Linked DNA regions of Homo sapiens: region 2 is linked to region 1. A link is a loop called in an ENCODE intact Hi-C map of the cell type or tissue named here. Cell type or tissue: PC-3. All regions are shown on one strand.

Evidence for each region. A loop is a pair of places that touch in the nucleus more often than their neighbours do. Peaks named below come from ENCODE experiments on the same cell type or tissue, not always from the same donor. Only the 100,000 strongest peaks of a DNase experiment are listed, where the experiment ranks them.
Region 2: it touches region 1 in a loop (11-fold over the local background); 101 of 110 quality-filtered maps call a loop at or near these places.

Annotation. Positions count from the first base shown.
Region 1 is chr2:149,556,790-149,564,789 of GRCh38, forward strand. No RefSeq gene overlaps it. Among named protein-coding and RNA genes, the nearest start is that of MMADHC-DT, 27 kb to the right of the region's middle. In PC-3, CTCF peaks have their summits at 4,692 (motif pointing left) and 4,896 (motif pointing right); a DNase peak (open chromatin) is centred at 5,742; H3K4me3 peaks cover 1,048 bases; H3K27ac peaks cover 1,081 bases.
Region 2 is chr2:149,013,760-149,021,759 of GRCh38, forward strand. The region is part of intron 25 of KIF5C (kinesin family member 5C); the gene reads left to right. Among named protein-coding and RNA genes, the nearest start is that of LYPD6B, 21 kb to the right of the region's middle. In PC-3, a CTCF peak has its summit at 3,819 (motif pointing right); a DNase peak (open chromatin) is centred at 3,802.

The DNA of each region.
Region 1 (8,000 bases):
TGTCCTCTTGAAGATGTTTGTATTATAATTTTAGGAAAATATATTTGGGGGTAATTTTTACTGTTTAGTTGTCCACAAAATTTGTACACATTCAGAGGTCAGATAATAAGAACAGCTAAAATTTACTGACCTCTTCCACAGGAATAGTAAGAAATGGCTTGCATATGTCATCCCTCCTAAACCTTAAATCTTCTCATGAGATGGGTATTAACAGAAGTGGAACTTGCCCAAGGTCAGAAAACTTGTAAATAGCACAACTGAGATCCAGACTCAGGAGTTTTTTTCCAAACCCCAGTCTCTTAACCACGATGCTGTACAGTCCTTTGATTTTGGATGAGTATCTGGATAACTGAACTAGTCATGATATTTCATGCATGTTGTAATGTTGAGAAATTTCAGAATCCTAAAACAGTTGTTAAAGGTTGGAACATAAGAATGAGCATGAAAATATTATAAGCGACTTGATTTCCTAGAACCAAATGGAAATTAAAATAGTACATGATCACGTAGCAAATTATTAGCATACATCAGAGAACAAAAGATAAGCAGAGCATAACTGCTGAGAGGTATGATGACAAAGCCTGTCAAAACTCTTTCCAATGGGTCTGAAAATCTTTATTGTTTTGATCCCACCCCTACCACACCCTCTCTCCTGAGCTGTGGAAGATCGGTGGGTTAAATTCTATCATCAAATGCAATAATGGAGTTTCAAATATTCAAGTTGAGTGAGGTATGCTTGTCATTCAACTTTACATCCTCTATCCTGACTACTCTCTGAATTCTAGGTTCCCAACTCTAAGTATATGCAGATATTCACCACCATTTTAACTTTACCACATAAATGTAAGAGGGCTATATGCTGCAAACTAGTACTTGGTAGTGAGACCACCAGGCTAGGCATTAGGGTCCAAGGCCCAATTGCTTGTGTTCCAGTCCTGGCTCTGCCATTCAATATCCATGCGACTTTAAACTCATCACCTGGCCTCTCTCTGCTTCAGGTTTCTGATCCATGAAATGGGAATAATAATACTTATTTCATGGGGTTGTTATGAAGATTATATGCATTATGTATAAAGCACTTAGCTAAGTGCTGGGCACAGTAAGCACGATGAAAATGTTGGCTTGTTACTATTATTACCAGTGCTATTATTATTATTATTCTTTTAGTCATCCATGTTGAAAACTGCAGTCTTTTGTTTGGATTGCTGGAAGTGGGATTGGACAGCAAGACCTAGGGAGCAGTCAGTTCCTGCTTTAATTTCTACTTTGGAATATTTATTTCATTCTTACGGCCACCACCCTAATTTAGGCCTCTATTACCTTTGAGTTACCCCATTACAACAGTAGTCTTTTTGTTGCCAGTTACTTTTTGCCTACAGTTTATATCCTATACCACCAGGAGATCTATCTTTCCAAAAGTTGATTTAATCGAATTATTCTTCTGCTTGAAAACCTTCAATGTTTAATGCTATAGCATATCGGTGAATTCCTTATTCTGGAACTAAAAATTCCTTCAATCTAGCCCCAAGGTGTCTTTCTAGCCTCATTTCCCAAGTCCTTGCAGTCAAGGAAACTCTAGGTAAACCAGTCCACTCTCTTGTGTTAGTCTCATGTTTTAGCTCCTGGAATATCCTCTGCTCACTATTCAAATCCCGCCTGCCTTTCAAGGGCCAGCTGAGATTTCCTCTCCTCCAAGAGTCTCTAGACATGCCATAAGCTCTACGACTTGGAGCAGACATGAAGTATGTCAGCATCAAACGTCAAACTTTACTAATTCAGAGTGGACGTATATTGGATATGATTAAGTAAAAAGCAAAGGAAAGGTGTAGAGTTTGAGAAAACCTCTGTGAATCATAAAATTTTAAATGATTTAATTATTTTTATACCGTGTTAGTCCGTTTGGGCTGGTTTGACAGAATACCACAAACTGGGTAATTTATAGTTAGAGGTAAACTTGAACAATTTGGGTTTGAACTGCCCGGGTCCACTCATATTCAGATTTCCTTCTGCCTCTGCCACCCCTGAGACAGCAAGAACAATCCCTCCTCTACCTCCTCCTCCTCAGCCTTCTCAACATGAAGACAATGAGGATGAAGACCTTCATGAGGAGCCCCTTCCACTTAATAAAGAGTAAATATATTTTCTCTTCTTCATGATTTTTTTTTTAACATTTTCTTTTCTCTAGTTTATTTCCCAGCACTTTGGGAGGCCTAGGCGGCGGATCACGAGGTCAGGAGATCGAGACTATCCTGGCTAACATGGTGAAACCCCGTCTCTACTAAAAATACAAAAAGTAGCCGGGCGTGGTGGCAAGTGCCTGTAGTCCGAGCTCCTCAGGAGGCTGAGGCAGGAGAATGGCGTGAACCCAGGAGGCTGAGGCAGGAGAATGGCGTGAACCCAGGAGGCGGAGCTTGCAGTGAGCTGAGATCGCGCCACTGCACTCCAGCCCAAGGAAAAAAAAAATTCAGAATGTAATACATTTAACATACAAAATATGTTAACTACTCATGTTGCCAACAAGGCTTCCAGTCAACAGTAGGCTGTCAGTAGTTCAGTTTCTGGGGAGTCAAAAGTTATATGTGGATTTTTGACTCAGCCTGGGGTTGGGGTGGTCGGCACCCCTAATCCCCCTCTTGAACTGTAATAGAAATTTCTCACTGTTCAGGGTGCTGGCAGATGGGGTGTGTGGTAAGGGCTCTTTCTCTGCTTCCAAGATGGTGCTTTGTTGCTGCACCGTCTGCAGGGATGAACAGTGTCCTCACATGGCAAAGGGAGGGAAGGGTAGAAGGGTCAAGGCGCTCTCTGAAAAGGGCATTAATCCCATTCACAAGGCAGAGTCCTCATAACTTAATCACTCTCCCAAAGGCTCCACCTCTTAATATTACCAACTTGGTGTTTGAGTTCCCACCTATGAATTTTGGAGGGACAGGTACATTAAAACCATACAGCGATGGCAGGCAATGATAGAAGTAGCAAAGGGCTTGCTGTAATCTATTTTAATAAGTAGAAGGCATTGTGTACAACAGAATGCCTGACATAATTGTTCAAGATCAAATTAATAGCCCCATCATCTCAAGTATCTATGCTGCTATGTGACAGATGCATTCCTAGGAAATCTTGCATGATAAAAAAAAATTAATAGACCAAACAGGAATTTTAAATGCATACCATTATTGTTTCTGAAGAAATTTCAATAATAAAGGTGCTTTCTTATACCCGTAAGTGTATAACTATGAAACCTAAATATTAATGAGCAAATATAGTATTTTATCATATCAAAAGACCTTTCTTTATTAGTCCTGGCACTACCACTAGCCAGAACTTCTTGCCATTTATATAATCACCGATACAATAAATGGAGCAGAGCTGCTCAAATAAAGAGTACAATGAGTTTCCCTTTTCAGAGTGGAGAAGCTTCCTAATTAAGACTGCATTGCAAATACATTACCATGTAATGCAAATTGATGGAATTATAAAAGTCTATACTGTAATTAAAAATTTTTTTCATAAAAAATAAAATGTTAAAGTCACTTACCTGAATTATCAGAAATTGCCAATTAGACAAGAAGTAGTTCATGGACTAAGACCCAGAAAAGCTGTATTCTAGATTTGCCAATTCTAACCTTGGGCAAATCATTAAACTTTTCAAGGCTTGAGTTTTCTCATCCAAGAAATAAAGGGCAGGACTAGACAATTTTTAAGACCTCCCAAATCAATATTTTTATACTCTTTTATTTTTCTTGTCTACAAGGCTATTATTTGTGTGAAGTTATGTTACTTACTTACTTTGACCTTGAAGTTCAATGTGTCTATTCCCACATAACTTTTCAAATAATTAGAATATAATTTCTTAATATTAAAATAATTATAAATCTTGAGTTTTCTTTTACTATTCACAAGACACTTTGGATTTTGCCATGGTCTGTTCTAAATACTGCATAGTAACATGACAAAATTGAATTGGTTCATTTTTTCATGCAGTTTCTCTGCATTTCACATAGTATGTTTTTAATGACTCTGTAACACCATAATACATTACTACACTTCTAAAGTTCAATAGTTTACCCTTACTAATTTTTTGCTTTCATGTCAGAGCCACACTCCCCCCCCGCTTTTTTTTTTTTTTTGGCAGGAATGGAGGCACTAAATAATTGCTTAACAACTAAAAATTAATTTTAAATCTCAGATCATGTCGGATCTTTTGACTAAACACAGTACTCCCAATTCCAGGATTTCTTGACTGCGTGCTGGTGAGAAAGAATTTGACCATCTCACACCAGGTCTTTTTGCTGCCTCTTGCCTTATTTCCCTAAGTGCCTAGGAGTGCTCCCTTATCTTTCTTCTGATTCAAGACACTAGATTGTATTGTGACACAGATTGATACTTTTCTAGAAACTCACAATTTTAAAAATGATAAAAATTACATGTATAATGATTGAACAACATGACCCTGCATCAGGCATTCATTTTCTATTTCATAGCTCAAGTAATGGCATCTAGGAAATAGCACTAGAAAAAAATGCTAGTTTCTAAAAAGTCAAAACAATGAAGTAATTATCAATGTACAGGAACTTTTCTTTCTAAATGGTTTACATTTCAAACATGCAGAATTGATAAGGTAATTTTTTTTTTCTTGGCCAAACTACAAGCCTCAAATTTGAGGAATTTCAAGGTAATTAAATGGTGCCACCTATTGGCCAAATGTATCACTGCAGCCTATCTTTTTAAATATAGAGGATGTTCAATAAAGTTGGCAAAATCCTAAGTGCAAAATTAGAGGTTCTTATCCATTTGAGACAGTCACATTTGTGAATAAATTTTAATGCAATATTTTAAATTAGATAACATATCTCAAATATATAGCTATTTTGTTGTTAGAAGGTTTGTCCACAAGGGGGGTGTGTGTGTGTATGTATGAATAAGAAATACATATATATGCTCATGAAAAGGACACTCATTGTAGCATTAGGTTATTTTTCACTCTGAAATGGAGGGGCATACTGGAAAAGCTAATAGCTAAAGGCAATCCTGGACTTACAATAGCTCTTTCTGCTGGTTGGGACTAAACAGTACCTACAACACTGGGGATCTAGTATTGGAAATGACTGTAATAGTTTTTTCATACAACTTATGGAATTAGTTAATCTCAGTGATTTTCAGTTATCCTTCATAATACAGTATCAGAAAAGGGGTTCTCATAGTAGGCTTCTACAGAGTCTTTAACTTGCCCATGAAAATAAATGTCACTTTAAAATGAAAGCCAGAATTAATTTAAGAAGCAGGCCACGAGTTCTGGTAGCCCTAAAGAATAAACTGCTTCTTTTTTGCTTTATTGTGACTCTCCTAATTTGTTGAGAGGAATATTAGTTGTATCTCTATTTTAGATTCCATGACCAACTTGCAGGTTTTTTTTTTCAATATGCTAAAATATTTTTTGCTTCTTAGAGACACTGTCTTGAATTAACATGGACTTTTGGCTAATCTACATAAAACTACACTGTAGGTTAACCTACATTTATTCTAAAAAAACTGTAACATAAATAGAGAGCAATCTAGAAGCCAAGTGCTCATTCATTTGAGATTAATTGCCTCTTCAGATCACTAATTCATGCTCCAGTGTCCCAGGAGAGTTATTTCCCATGAGTGACCACTTGACTCAGAAGGTATTTTAACTCATCCAGGCTTCGTACAGGACAAATCTTATTACTGTAACTTAGTTACACGGCCATAAACATAGTTTCCCTTTCTCTTTCTCAGCTTGTTTACTTAGTACCAGAAGAAAGTCTCCTCTGTGACCACTGGTGACTTAACTCAGTTTGAATGGGCACAAATCCAGCAACTGACAACATTGTGTGACACTGAAAATTGAGTTCATATTATTTAAAATAACTTTAAACAAGGGTAAATGAAGTCACATTCACTGTAAGCAAACAAGGAATAGACCTCATGTCCTTCTGCAATCAAAAAGGGATGTGAAAAATAAAATTCTTATAAAATTGTTGTTGATTTCAATGTCGAAGATCTTAGTCACAAATTTAAAACAAACAGGAGAGATAAAATAGCAATTAATGAACAGTAACCATGAACCTTCAAAGGCAACAACCTGAAATTATAAACTGATGAGCCATGGAGGCACTATTTAACCCGGGAAGTGCTGCTTTTCTAGGGTGCTCAAAGCTTGTACTCTTTTTGGCTTTAGTATTTTTTTTAATTTTGAGTCCCTCTACAATTTTACCATTAAAAATAACTGTCATTTGATAGCAATGTTGTCATTCACACAGTCACCAGATTCAGCAAATATAAAAAGGAAGACACTAAGATAAATTTGAATTTCAGATACAAATTTTTTTTTAGTATATGTACTATTCAATATTTGGGAGACAGGCAGTGTATTTCATTAAATATACTATCACAATTGTGCTGATAAAATAGTGCTACAATTGTAAAACAGGTTAAACTAGTCTGAAACTATGGTCATGCATATCTTAACTACGGGGATATGTTCTGAGAAATGGGTAGTTAGGAGACTTCATCATTGTGTGAATATCAAGAGTGTACAAAACCTGGATTGTATAACCTACTATACACCTGGGTTCTAATAGTATAGGCTATTGCTCCTAGGCTAAAAACCTGTACAGCATGTTACTGTACTGAATACTGTAGGCAACTGTAACACAATGTTTTTGTGTATCTAAACATAGAAAAGTACAGTAAAAATAGGACTACTATCATATTTGTGGTCCAACCTTGACAGAAACGTTGTTATATGGTGCATGACTTCAATTAAAGATCTCTACACCAGGTTTTTGGATTAAAGCGGATACATGACAAAGCTCCAGTTTGACCTCAACAAATCTAGATTTACTCTTCTGAATCATCATTAAGTTGATCAGCATCTAATTCACATCTATTACTGAACATCTATGTGACAGGAACTGTGCTCAACCATTCTTCCTGTAACAAAACTGGACTTCCTGGCAGGCACTTGTTCGTGAAGTCTGTGACAAGGATGACTTTAAACTATTTAAAAACTACTAAAAATTAAATTTGTAGCAAAATGGCATATACAGCTACAACATAAGCTATGAGTACAAACCAGTGTTTAAAAAGTTTAATACCTATTTTTGTACTACTGAATTGCCACTCATTTTAAATAGAGTGGCAATTTAATGACACAAAATCTTTATACTAGGAGATGTAAGAAGTTGTAACTTAAATATAATCCTATCTACATAAAATTAAAGCAATTAGAGACTCTATTTTTATATAGAACGAGATCAAAGCAGATTATAGCATTGCAACCCTACCTGTTTAGTCTATTTTCATTTAAAGGAAACAAAGTTAGTGACTATGCCATTTCATATAAATACACTGTGCCCAAAATGCAACATTTCATGAAATAACTGAAACAGTGAAAGAACTGTTAGATTGATTGAGAGGAAATCTACATGGATGACTCAATGTTAGAAACCCTAAGCATGATTTAACTATCCAAGGATTAAGAGGTTCTGGGAAAACTCTTAAAAGCTCTTGGCAAAAATGATCATGCTATAAATAATGTAAACCATGTCTAATAACAGTAAGAAAAATAAAATGCTTTGAAAACTTGTTTTATATAATGTAAGCATTAATGTATAATTAAAACTCTAGCTAAACGTTTAAAAAGAAAATAATTTTGCTTCAAAATTTCCTTTACCTATAAATTTTAGTTCCTTTTTAAAAACTGGACTCAGTTTAAGGGCCCTTTGCTGGCATCATTTATTTTTGAATAGGTTCTCCCACTATTTTAAGAGTGGATTTGATTGTATTTTTAAAAACTTTATTGGAGTATACTACACATACAAAAAAGTGCACCTAAGTTTGTACAACTGAATTCATCATGTGGTCAATACTCAAATTCAGAAAAACATAACAGAACACAAAACATTACCAACATTCCAGAATCCTTTTTGTCCTTTCTTCCAGTCAATTCTTCCTTTCCCAAGGGTAAGCACTATCCT
Region 2 (8,000 bases), 540 kb before region 1:
ACAAAGGTCTGCCAGTCCCATATTTTATGTAGGCTCCAAACAACCAAATGCTGGCCATTCATCACCAGTGTAGCCTCTTCTCATACAGAAGAGTGAAAATCAGTAGGTCTGGGGAGACTTTCAAGACCTTCGGAGTGAAAGAACCACCCTCACCCATTGTGGCATTTTTTTTTAATTTTACTTTAAGTTCTGGGATACATGTGCTCAATGTCCAGGTTTGTCACATAAGTATACATGTGCCATGATGGTTTGCTGCACCCATCAACCCATCATCATCTTTTCGAGATGGAGTTTCACTCTTGTTGCCCAGGCTGGAGTGCAATGGCATGATCTTGGCTCACTGCATCCTCTGCCTCCTGGGTTCAAACGATTCTCCTGCCTCAGCCTCCCGAGTAGCTGGGATTACAGGCATGTGCCACCATGCCCAGCTAGTTTTTGTATTTTTAGTAGAGACAGGGTTTCACCATGTTGGCCAGGCTGGTCTTGAACTCCTAACTTCAAGTGATTCCCCCCACCTCAGCTTCCCAAAGTGCTGGGATTACAAGCGTGAGCTACTGCACCCAGCTGGCAATTTGTTTCTTTACTCAAAGTGTTACAAGTGGTTTTGATGGTTTTATCTGAATTCAGAGCCTCCTTGACATACCTTCTCCACACAGCTTCAGACACAGCTTCTGTAACTAGGTGCTTCTCTCACCAGGTTACAAAATAAACAGGCCCCCTCTTACAGCTCTCAGGATGGCAGTGTGGCTGAGGGGACTGGCATTGGACAAGGGACCTGGGTTCAGGTGTTAGGTCTTCCACTTCCTTCAAGTTACTTAAACTCAGGTCTGTTTCCTCATATATGAAATGGGGAAAATCTTTTATGTTGGTCATTGGCATTGACAGAAGGCTTAAATGAGGTCATGCTTCTAAGCCCATAACAATTGCTCAATAAAAATGTTAGCTGCTAGTATAGATGAGCACTGCAGAAGGTGGTAGTTGATACATGTTGGTTTATAGTGTCCTTTAATTCATATAGTTGTTACTAAATGGTTTTTAGTTCCTCTATAGCAATAAATCCTGGCGACTGGATAGGGAAGGCCTATTTCTAACTGAGTATCCTAGTTGTTGCTATGAACTGACATAAGGGCTTTTAAAGATAATATTGGCCGGGCATGGCGGGTCATGCCTGTAATCCCAGCACTTTGGGAAGCTGAGGTGGGCAGATCACTTTAGGTCAGGAGTTCAAGACCAGCCTGGCCAACATGGTGAAACATCCTTCCCTACTAAAAATAGAAAAATTAGCTGGGCGTAGACATGCACACCTGTAACCCTAGCTACTTGGGAGGTTGAAGTGGAGAATTGCTTGAACCCAGGAGGCAGAGGTTGCAGTGAGCCGAGATTGTGCCACTGCACTCCAGCCTAGGTGACAAAGTGAGAGCCTATCTAAAAAACATATATATATAATTTACTTATCTACAAGCTATGACTATTTTTAAGAAATGACTGGGCATTTGTCAGTGGAGATTAAAAAGGGGTAGTAATCAACAGATTCAGGAATTGCAATTGAAAAGTAAAGAAATGCTAAATCCTTTTTGAAAAGTAATTGAAAATATGGAATTCATTGCTTAGATGAGAGCAAAGCCTTTTTGAGACAGTCTTTCCTGACCTTTGGGATTTTCATTCTGAAGTATCTCTTCCCTGGGTAGAAATGATCTCAATTGTGTCTTCCCAGCCCTCCTGTGGAGTCAAAGCACATATTCTTACAGCTGGATATCTTTGGAATTTCCTTCTGCTTCATTTCAGGGTTCAAGAATTATAGCCATAATGAGTATTTTGGTTTATTCTCAAGGTTTCAGAGCCTATGAAGATGCCAATATACAAAAATCAAAAGAACCCAGGATAATGCTGGCTTTGATCTTATCTGGTTCAAATCCACAGGGGGCTGCCTCAGGAGGAGATGATCTTTTTCAAACCCCAGAGCTACATATGGGGCAGTGCAGTGCAACCATGTGACATTGGGCAAGTTACTTGATTTCTGTCAGCTTTAGGTTTCCTACCGGCTAAGTGGGATCAGGCATTGAGAGCCTAGCTCTGTACTTGGTTTCACAGTGAATCAGACAAGAAGGCTGTGTTCTTGTCCAGTGATATGCTTGTTAGGGGAAGATGGACAGAAAATAAGGTAACTTCAAGTAGTGGTAAGTGCTCAGAAGAAAACAAAAACAGGCTAATGGAATAGGAACACTGTTTTAGAAGAGGGGGTGACATTTAAGTTGAGAACTGAGTGATGAAAAATGCCAGGCACACAGCAACCTGGGAGAAAGTGGTTCGATGATCACTCAAAGGTAGGAATGAATGAGGGTTATTTGAGGAATGTTACCAAGGCTGATAAGGCAGTAGCTCATGGATCTGGGAGAACCCATCTTCATTAGAGTGGATGGGGAGGGAGTTGAGCCCAAGTAAATGAAGGTGTTGAAGCTGTGGGCAACTTAGATTGTAGCCTAGTGTGAGGGGCCACTGGGGCTGTGGGCGTGGAAGCAGTGGGAGCTGGTTCATGATTAGACAAGGCCACTCTGGGCTGGACCCTGAAGAAGGGGTAGGAATGGGGTAAGCACTGGGGGTTGCCTAGGGCGTCACTGTAGGTGGCCATGGGGGAGGGTCCGGTACCAGACCCAGGTGGTGGCAGCAGGGGAGAAGTGGCCTGAGTCAGTGCCTGCTTAGAGCTGATTCAGCTGTCAGGCTTACTGATGAGGGTTGAGAGCAAGAAGAGGAGGAAGGAAGGGAATCAAGGTAGTTCCTAGATTTTTGTGGGCTCTAGCAGTTAGGGAAACATTGGTCCCTTTTTAACCATGCCAGGGAAAATCGGGGGATGAGCAGGTTTTGTGGGAAAGCTTGGTTTCCATCATGTTGCTTATGTGCTGCCTCTCAGACATCCAGCTGAGCCCACCACGCAAGTGGGTGTGTGGAACAGGTGGCTGGATCCGTGGGTCTGGAGCACAGGAGAGAGGCTGAGGTGAGGCCAGGGCTGGAGAGTTGTGACTTGTAGATTGTGTTTATGGCCACAGGTCTGAAGGAGGCAACCTAGAGAAAAGGTGGGCACAGCAGAGAGGGGAGCTGAGGGGCGAGTTGGACCAGGCCCAGGCACTGGAAAATGGGAAGGCCAGAGAAAAGAGGTGGCACCAGCAGAGGGGCCTGAGGATCATGTGGGGGCACAGAGGTCAAGTGAAGACCTTGACCCTAGAAGGAAGGTGGTCAGCTCAGAGCTTGAGTAAGATGATGACAGAGACTGGGTGGTTGAAGAAGGCCAGGTGGCAGTGACCTTAGCATGGACTAGACAGACTAGGTGAGGAAATAGAGCCGGCAGCTGAACCCACTTTGGGGGTTTTATTTGAAGGAGATCAGAGAAATGGAGCGATGTGGTGGTAAGGTGGGGCTGCGTTGCTTTTCTGTTGTAAGATGGGAGATATTACAGCATAGTTGTGTGCGATGGTGATGGTATAGCTGAGCTGGGCAGAGGAGGAAGCACAGCTGTGGGTGGGCGGTAGATGGGGTGCATTGGGAGGCAAGATCCAGGTCACCTTAGAGCTTGTTTTCTCGTGCAGGCAAGAAGCCAGATGATCAGCTGAGAGAGAGGGAGGAAGCAGGGTCTCGCTCTTGAGACCAGAGACGGTGTAAAATCAACCTCTCAGGCAGTGCTGAGTCTTCTTTGCAGCCCCACACTTAATGTAGACACCTGATTAAACATCTGCCCAGCTCCCTCGTTTTGAGAGCCCTGGAGATCCACTTCCTTTCCAGGCAGTGCTTTGGCAAGCCAGGGGACTTGTTCAAATGTCTCCACCAGATGGCGCCAGTAGGGCATTGCTGAAACCTTAGATGTTTTCTGAAAGACGGAAGGCAGAATGGTCTTTTTTCTTGGTTTTCCTATATTTAGACCATTTTATCTCAAACTTGAGTAGTAAATAGAGTATTTTGAAAGGAATACAATTCTCACAGATCCCCAGAGTTGATTTAAATTATTTTATTATAATACAATTTGCACATTGTAAACAGTATACATTCCCTACTTACAGATCTTATACAACTGTCAAGTCAAAACAAATTTAGAAATTAAATCGAAATAAAACCACAAATAAAAAGTCCAAACCACCAAACTTCACATAATTTAATGAAAGAAGGGCTTTTTCTGAAAATAAAGAGCTAGGTGCAATGCGACCCCGGAGTGCGTTGCTTCTTGTAGAGTTTGGGATGCCTGTTTTTTGTGTGTCGTGGTGTGACTCAATTCTTTCACTCCTGTACTCCCAGCACTCTGAGAGGCTGAGGCAGCAGGATGGCTTGAGCTCAGGAGTTTGAGACAAGCCTGGACAACTTAGCAAGACCTTGTCTTTACTAAAAATAAAAAAATTAGCCAGGTGTGGTAGTGCATGCCTGTAGCTCCAGTGACTTGGAAGGGTGAGCTGGGAGGATCATTTCAGCTGGAGAGTTTGAGGCTGCAGTGAGCTGTGATCATGCCACCACACTCTAGCCTGGGTGACAGAGTGAGATTCTACCTCAAAAATAAATAAACAAATAAAAACAAATACATGAAGATTAGCCTAGTGCCTGGCACTGAACAAGCACTCCGTGCTCATCTGTGTTGTCCTCATCACCTGATCCTGTCTCCTCATTCTACATCCCAAAGAGGCGGGATGAGCTGTCAAGATCCCATAACTATGAGTGGTAGATCCTGGGCTAAGAGCGATGATCTTCTCTGCAACAGTTCTCAAAGTTCTTGGCCTTAGGACCTTTTCTCCTCTTAAAAAGGATCAATAGACTGGGTATGGTGGCTCACGCCTATAATCCCAGCACTTTGGGAGGCCAAGGCAGGAGGATCACTTGAGGCCAGGCGTTTGAAACCAGCCTTAGCGAGACTCTGTCTCAATAATAATAATAATAAAATAAAATAAATTAAAAATTAGCTAGGTATGGCAGCTTACGCCTGTAGTCCCAACCACTTGGGAGGCTGAGGTGGGAAATTGAGCCCAGTAATTTGAGGCTGTGGTGAGCCATGTTTGTGTCACTGCACTCTAGTCTGGGTGACAGAATGACAATCTTTCTCAAAAAAACAAACAAAAAAGGATCAATGAGTTTATATATATATATATGGGTTATATTTATTGATATGTATCATATTAGAAATTAAAGCAAAATATTTAGAATACTGCCGGGTTCATTTAAAAAATAGTAATAAGCCCATACATGTTACCACAAATGTGATTTGTAATGAAAATAACTATTTTCAAAACAAAAAATAGCCAAATGGCATTGTTTTACATTTTTGCAAATCTCTTTGATGCCTGGTTATTTAATAGATGGCAGCTGGATTCCCCCAGCTGTTTCTGCATTCTGTCTGTTGCGGTGTGCTGTTTTGGTTGAAGTATATAAAGATAATCCCCCTTTGTCACACCAGACAAGATTCTTGGCCATTGGACAGCTAAGAAAACTGTGGAATGGGGAAGTTGGGATCATAGTGCCCGTATCACAGGCTTGTCTGGGATTGAATGAGAGAATGTGAAAGAAGAGAGAAAAAAGTCTTAGAAGAATACCTGGCAAAAATTAGGCCCCCGTGCATGTTAGCTAATGTTAAAGTGGTCATGGGGACAGACCTGAAAAGACAGCTGAGGTGGGACTGCAGGGAGAGAGGACAGAAATAACTGTAGGTAGGTGCTGCTATGGCAGAGGACTTTGAAACTGGCAATCTCAACCCAAAGAAGGGAATTGTGGAGCACCCGGAGGCAAGAATTCCTGATTCCATCTACAGCACAGTAGGCTCCTCCACTTTAATACTCCTCAGCTTCATGGTTCTCAGAGTCATAAATTCAGAGCAACTAAAATTGTTCCTCCACAGCAGATTGTACCAAAGCTCCAATGAGATAAATCCACTTCTATTCAGCAGTGATAAGTAGAGTACAATTGGTAATTCTTATAATGTGGGGATTGAATTATAAAAAGGCAAAAGAAAAACTAAAACTATGTACTGTTTGGATTAAGCTTAAATCCACTGCAAGCAATTGCAAAAGCCCAAGTTGGGTGTGAAAACGGTCTCTAAATACTTCTTGCAAAACCCTTGTATAATTAACTTCCTTCATTAGCTTTCCCCACCCCTTCTAAAGAAAGGTGATTTTATTTCCTCCTAAATCTGGTCACACGTTGCCACTTTGAATTACCATCTCCAGTTTGGCAGAGTGCCAGGGGAAGTCCTAGAGCAGGTCAGTTGGTCCAGTCCCCTGCCTCTAAGTGAGTGAGTGGCTACTTGGAAGAGAGTCAACAGGACTGGGTTTTAAAGATTCTCCAGACTCCTCAGTCTCTCTGGGATTAGAACAGACAGAAATGCTTTATCTCAGGGCAAAACCATTTACCTTTAAAATTTATATCTATTTTCTCCCATGAATTTATCTAAGGATATGAAGATCCAGATAGTGGGAAGGATGGATGAGAGCATCCTGCTGGAATCCATGTTTCTTGGGCCTGCTGGAAAGACTTCTCAGCAGACAGGCCTGTAGAGATCCTTAACTGGGGATGAAGAGGAACGCTGCATCCTAGTAAAGAAAGGACCCTTCATTGGCAGAGTTCCTGTGCTTTTCCTCTCCTTTCTCACTCTCCTTGAGGTGACTAAACTAAGCAGGTGGGGCCTCCTTTGTGGCCCCGTGTTTCTTCCAAACTATGAGCCAAAACCTGCTGAATCTTGCCCAGCGGGGATCGGGGGCTTTGACTGAGAGGCCTTCCAGGGGGAAATTGTGTCACTTTATGGTCTGCTGGAGTTATTGAGGCCGCCCCATTGCATTTGTGTCTAGTGCTTGCTGTGTCAACACGGTTTGGCTGCAAACATTGCGTCAGGCCATAATCCCACAATCCAAGGTATGTGCTGGCACCTCTCTGCCTCCAGGCACGCAGAACGGCCATCTCATCCGACCAAGGGGATCTTATCTGACCAGGGGGATAGCGTGCGTGGAGAAATGAACCTGTGAGAAAGTGAAATGGCAGTTTCAGTGGTGGCATTCAGGCAGGCACTCCTATTGGTTTTCAGCTCAGAATGCATTTTAAATAACAACTATGACCATGCTTTTAGGTTTTTCACTTCTAATTCTGGCAATAAGCCCAAAATTTCACCAGAAAGGCCATGTTCTTCCCAAAGACATCTTACTCTCTGTGACTTCTAAAAATGACAGAAATATCACCCTCTAGGGTTGTTTAAGCCCTTCTTAGTTGTGTAGCTTTGCCACTGTGGGTGATTATACCAAATGAGTTCTGTGAATATTTTTTCTTGTCAGTGAAGAGGTGGTTTTGTTTTTGTTTTTGTTTTTTTGAGACTGAGTCTCACTCTGTCACCCAGGCTGGAGTGCAGCAGCATGATCTCGGCTCACTGCAACCTCTGCTTCCCAGGTTCAAGCGATTCTCCTGTTTCAGCCTCCCAAGTAGCTGGGACTACACATACAAGCCACCATGCCGGGCTAATTTTTGTATTTTTAGTAGAGATGGGGTTTCACCATGTTGGCTGGGCTGGTTTCAAACTCCTGACCTCGAGTGATCCACCCGCGTTGGCCTCCCAAACCAAAGTGCTGGGATTATAGGCATCAGCCACTGCACTTGGCCAAGAGGTGGTATTTTTAAAAAGAATGTGTTGTTCTGTTTTTTTTTTTCTATTCAGTTTCTGTTCCGTATTTCTTCTCCCTTTTTCACCCACTTTGCTTGTATCTGCTTTAATAACCCCTTTCTAGACTGAGAATTTTTCTATTTATATGTAACTTACATCCTGCTGATTTATGCAAAATATGTGAGGTTGCTTACAATATTATAACATATAAATCAGAAGAGTGAAGAAAAAAAAGAGCATGGTAGCGGGAATCTGAGATATTACCACAGTTGAGCACCAAATGTTGATATAAGCCTTCTAGAGGCAAAACAGAAAGCATAATGCATAATGTGTCAGGTTACAGAGGGCTTTTTTTTTTTTTTTTTTTAATCAAAAGAGAAGTTGGGCTTTT